2 separate regions of the Homo sapiens genome follow, and region 1 is linked to region 2. Evidence: chromatin loops called from intact Hi-C (ENCODE). Cell type or tissue: heart right ventricle. All regions are shown on one strand. Links, peaks and the distances in the headings refer to the core of each region. The heading gives the core; the rest is flanking DNA.

Region 1 (2,915 bases), core at 232-2,731, 70 kb before region 2:
GATCATTAAACTAGATGATTTATACCAAGTGAGTCACGCAATGCCCCATAGAGCACAAACTCAAAGATGCCAATTAGTATTTCTAAGCATGGGAGGGAGCCCTGGGAGAAGGCCCTGGAGAAAAACCGCCTCCGGGACTGTGAGCCAAGGCAAGAGAGAGAGTGGGATCAGAGAAGGAATGGGATAGAGGCCGGGTGGAGGACACTGAATCTATCTCCTCCCGCGTTCCCTGCAGTTTCATTTGGAAGGGCAGCGTCTGAGATTTTAAAGTCATATATCATTGCCATTTCCTTTTTTAAAAATATAAATCATTGTCCCAGAGATATTCAAGTTCAGAAAGGCGCATGTATTAGGTCTGAGGCTCACGTACATCTAGTATTATAGAAAGCGGGAAATCAAGAGGGGCTCCTGTCTTCGGCCTTCTCTTCCCAAAATAATGGATGACTTTTTTTTTTCACTATTAGAGGCTGTTAGCACTCAGACTTCATCCTGAACCTGGATTAGTGATCGGTTTTGTTTTAAGATCCTAAGAGCACAAACAATGAGACAGAAACAGGCTCCATTCGCTAATGCACTGCTCATTGAGGAATGTCAGTGATGACATACATGTGGAAAATTTGGGGCTACCAGACCTCTCCCCAGTCTCATCTCAGTCTCAGGCCCAGAATGAGGTGAAAATTGGAGAGAGGGCCCTGGAGCAGAGAAAGGGGGATTCCTGGGACATGTAGGGCCATGTCACTGAGGCAACTTCCAGCAATGATTTACAGGAAGCGTTTAGCTCATGCATATATTGGGGCCAATCTGAAAAGGAATCAAGGTTCATGAAACTCTCAACTGTGACATTTTATAGGGTATGGCGCAACCAGAGTTAGCTAAGTACAGATATCATTAGCTATATGTTCATTTGATTGCTATTACATATTCTCTCTCTCTGACACACACATACACACACACACACACACGCACACACACACGACTGAATTATATTCAGCAGTATTTTATGCTCTTTGGAAACTGTTACTTATTCAGATACAGGATGTTTTGTTTTTGCTTTTTGCTGATTCTCTACTAATTTTATTATTCCCAATACTCTCTTTCATTTTGAATTATGGAGTTTATTGCAGTATTGTATTTTTTGAGATGTAAAAACTATTATAATTAGAACTAAATTTTTCAAAAATGGAAACATGCAGGTTAAATGATAAAAATAGTGTATTTGTGAAATTTGGGTTCCGTTTTGTTTTGTCATCATAGCAAATAGAGAAAAAATGAGTTGATTACAGATGGAAGTGTAATTTTTTTCTGTTGAGAAGACCTGGTCATCTGCCTCCACATCCATCACCACCCAACAGCACTACAAAGAGCAGCTGAACTCTCCCCCAATACTCCTCTGTGCCCCAGTTTCTCCAGATGTAAAACAACACCACACAACACATCTGTCTCCCCCTCAACTCAAAGAAATGTTATAAGAATCTTTGAGAGAAAAAAATATCCACAAAAGTGTTGTGATCCCAGAACTTATTTGTTTTGTATGTTTGTAATTGTATGAAAAGTGGAGGTCACTCTAGTGAAAATGAAAACTGAGCTGGAAAGGGCTGGAATTGCTAAAATGAGCAGAAATACGGTAAAGGAAACCATTCCCTGTACCCAGCAGCTGTCAGGCTGTGTTCATGATCTGCTCTTGCTTCCTGAGAGCACCATGATTTCTTTGTAACCAAAAGGAATAATCTATTTTCTGGCCTAACCTCTCATAAGGTATTTTGGAGTAAGCTCAACACTAGGAAACAATATTTTACAGATATCTTCGTCTCCTCTTTATTCAACACTCTAATTTTTTCCCCTTGCAATTTCTCTTCTCAGAAATGTAGCTTTTCAGCGTTGATTCATCTCTCCTGCCTCATAGCACATTTTTCTCTCTTCTAGCCTGACCATTTTTCATTTCTCTCACTTGTATCTTAACTGGATCTTCCATCTCCTCCACTTCTACTCCTATTTCCTTTAAATTCATTTTCTTCTTTCCCTTTTCTCTCCCTAAAGAGTGAACAGAGAACAGACAGAAAGGACAATCAGCTAGGACTGTGCTGAGAAAATGAACTGAAACAGCACAGTGAAAGTTGGACAAGCCAAACCTGACTCCATCAATTTGGGTTGATGCCTCTGACAATTCAAACAAGACTTGGTCAGCGCAGAACTGCAAGGCTGTCTTGGAATTTTCACACATATATGTTTGACATTCTACTCCAATTCAGTTCCACAATCCAGATGCTGGAAGAATTTTGTTTACTTGAGATGGATTCTCGTCCATCATCTTTCGCTCCCACAAAACCATTGTTCACAACCCCCAAGGACTGCCTATGAGTACCATCATTTTGTTACAGTTAATGCTCATTGTTGTGCACAGTTGGGAAATGTAGCCTTCTGGTTAATTACATTTTCCAATTAATAGAAATTACAAGGTACATCTTCCATGTGTTGCTGACATCTAGACACCTGGGATACTCTAAGCACCAAAGCTAACTTGAACAAGTTTAGTCTTTCTTGGAAAATTTAGAGGAAACTTCAGGACTCATGGAACATCAAGGGTACCAAAGTGTGTTGTAGATGTGGGTAGTATAAGATAATTGGGATTTTCATTTGGTACAATGTAAAAGTGGTTTGGGGGTATGTAATAGCACAAGTCACATGGGAAATAAGGGTACCATGTGAAGCACATTATATCTTTTTAAAATTATCCTCCTCAGTATTATTAAGTGTTTAAATGTTCAAAGGAAAGAAATTCATGCCCTGCCAGATTACAAAACAGTATATACATGACAATTCCATTTTTGTAAGAAAAAGCATGTCTGTATACACATATACACAGCCTCCCATATAAAAGTCAGGGAAGATATGACCCATATTTTAATAGTAGTCTC
Region 2 (2,915 bases), core at 122-2,621:
ACTGAAATCAGGTGACTTTCTCTGCCCCTGGAGAGAGCAAAAGAGGCAATGTATCCCACACGATGTGTCGAGCATATGCGGGGACCTTGGTGTTTGCTGCCCACACCCAGGTGGAGGGGGATACTTGGTAGGACACACTCCCTACACATTTGAGGGCCTCACTGAAATAAGTAAGAATGGCAAGCCAGCACCAAAGTTCTCTAACCATCTGGAACTAGTGCTGCTCAACCAGTGAGATCAGCAAGCAGGCAGGGACTCTCATTTGCTGGTGACACCCAAATCTTTCAGAGGCTACTTGGGCCATGGCTGCAGCACCCCCAAAAACATCTGCGTTCCAAAGAAGCAATTAAAATGTCTGAAAATGTTAAGGTTTAGCCAAATCTTTCTCCTGTAAAGATGTTTTCACATTCCATATCCAGTCCTACTCACCGTGCCTGCCAGGCATTGGCTGGGGAATGTGGCTTCAAAATAAAATGCAGTCTCAGTAAGCCCAGAGAGGGAGTACAGCTTAGGAGAAAGGGTTTGGGCTCTGGAGCCAGAAGGGTTTCTGTTTCTGTGACTTGTAGCTGTGCAGCTTTGGGTAAATTGCCTAACCTCTCTGAGCCCAGTCTGCTCATGAGCTAAAGTGGACATAATACCGTTTGCTGTGTTGGAGGATGGTTGTTGGGGTTATAGAGTAACGGTTCTGAAGTTAGACCATGAGGGCTCATTGCTGACCCCAAGTCTTATTTGCTGTTTGACTCAAGCCAGATCTTACTCACCCTCAGTTGTCTCATTTGGAAAATGGGGGTGAGAATGGTCCCTTCCTCATAGGGTTTTAGTAAGCATTAAATGAGGTAATACGTGTGAGGTACTTGGCACATAGTAAGCGCTCAGGAAACTGTAGCCTCTTAGATAACAGGCATTTTGAACAATAGGTGCTCAACAAACAGAAGCGGAAGGAAAGTCAGGGCCAAGGGTGCTGAGAGCTGCTCACCATGTTCCTGCCGCAGCTGCTCCTGGGGCCACAGGGATTGAGATGCAGCACCAAGCGCCCGCCCTTCCTGCCAGCCCCTAGTCACTCAGGAGAGAATCCACAGCGTCTCCAGAAGCCTGTCTTGTAGAAATCTGGGCAGTCCACAGTGAAATTAGGAGCTCATCACTAGCCTCCAAGCAAGGAGCACACTGTTGGGTCCTCAGTCACCTGCGGGGTAAAGCATAAGGCCGCCCCCTCTGGTGAGCAAGTGGGACCTGCTGCCTGGCACCCCAAGTCGTGCACACCCCAGATGCTAAGCTCTCAGGAGTTCAGCCTGAAACCTGAAGCTTCTCCCCGAGGTGCCAACGGCACAGAACGCCTTTCTGCAAGCACAGAAAAGCATACACCCCTAAGCTCCTGTAGGAAGACTGCCTTGTAGATGAGGCTGTCTATTGAGTGATCTTTTTAGTGTATCTTTAATTAAACCACGTTGGATGCCATCCAAGAACGGCCTGCCTTGACCAACACTTGGCCCTACAGTGTCATAATGGGAAGTCCCCTGGTGCCTTGAGCCTTATCCTCCATCCCCATCACTGTTCCGTTTCAGGCTCTGGTGGGCTGTTTGCCAGAGGTCTATTTCCTGAGTATTACTTGTGGTCAGAGGTGAGAAATCCAGCCACTAACCAGGTCCAACAAATGTCGCCTGTAGCTGTTCCAACACACATGCTAGCTTTGGTGTAAAAACAGAGAACAAATAAATACATTTAGTAAAATCAAAGGCTGGGGTAAGCCCTCCAGGCAGTGTGGAGGTGTGGGGCACTAGAGGGATGTGACTCATGGTTAAGACAGTCTGTCGAGGACCACAACGCCACAGACTGGGGCCGTCCACTGAAACGAACGTCCAGGCATCGCACGCCCTCCTGGAAGACTTCAGCATCTTTCCCTTGGCATCCGAAGTTTGCTGAAAGATTCTTCCCTTCTCAGTAGGCACTCCTTCACTCTCCGCTGTTGGCCTCCCTCTCCTATCCTGCCTGCCCTTCTTTCTGTCACTCTCCTTAGAAAGACTTCCTGGTCCTCCTTCCACTCAGCCTTTCTGGCTCCTTTGCTTTTACTCTCCCTGCTTAACTCACGCCAGCTCCTCCATAGAAGGACTTGACACCTGGAGAGACTGGTTTCAGCCCCCTCTTCTTTCTGAAATGGGGACTTTACTTATTCTCAAAAGCTGGACTCTATGTGCTGCTCCTCTGTGGAAGGAACATGTGGTCAGGAGGAGAAAAAAAAAAGGCTCAGGAATAGATGATTTCCATAATTACGCTTCGCAAACCCTTGCCTCCATTCAGCTGACACTCTTTCTTTCTGCCCTGCCAAGCGGGCTTGCTCTGGCGCTCTCTCACAAACCCCCTCCCCACCCCCAACCCGCTTTTTCAAACACATACACCAGCACCCTCACATTTCACAATAAGTAAATGGTTTAAAAAAAAAAAATCTCCATTTTCTTTTTCATGCGGCAGATGGCAGTTCTCAGGAACTTGGTGGAAATTAGGCTTTCTGATTTTCTGATAAATTTCAACATCTCACACAAAAAGCACAAGCTCATTTTGATTCTGATGTTAAGTACCATATGGCATATCACCCGTGGAACGTGGCAGCTTCATAACCAGGGTAACAAGGAAGGGAGGGTCTTTCCTGTAACAACGAGGCTGAGTGGGAATGAACCAATTGGATTCCTGGGTGAATACCATTTGATAATAATATTGTATATGACAGTGGAGTAATTATCCCTCTTTTATGGTATGTGTTAATTTTCACTGCCAGTTTCCCTAATTACAACTGCCACCCAACGGACTACTTTTTGTAAATACTCTGTAAACATTTGAAAAGACATAGACAGTGCTTGTACCAAAAAAAAAAAAAAAAAGTCCCTAGATTTTGAAACTGTCTGGAAAATTGGCTGACGTTT

Evidence for each region. Peaks named below come from ENCODE experiments on the same cell type or tissue, not always from the same donor. Only the 100,000 strongest peaks of a DNase experiment are listed, where the experiment ranks them.
Region 1: it touches region 2 in a loop (7-fold over the local background); 9 of 110 quality-filtered maps call a loop at or near these places.

The regions. Positions count from the first base shown.
Region 1 is chr13:50,995,257-50,998,171 of GRCh38, forward strand. It overlaps the pseudogene GUCY1B2. Among named protein-coding and RNA genes, the nearest start is that of RNASEH2B-AS1, 86 kb to the left of the region's middle. In heart right ventricle, for the core only: no CTCF peak of the experiment used is centred there; no DNase peak of the experiment used is centred there.
Region 2 is chr13:51,064,975-51,067,889 of GRCh38, forward strand. It overlaps the pseudogene GUCY1B2. Among named protein-coding and RNA genes, the nearest start is that of C13orf42, 45 kb to the right of the region's middle. In heart right ventricle, for the core only: no CTCF peak of the experiment used is centred there; DNase peaks (open chromatin) are centred at 1,003 and 1,534; H3K27ac peaks cover 1,557 bases.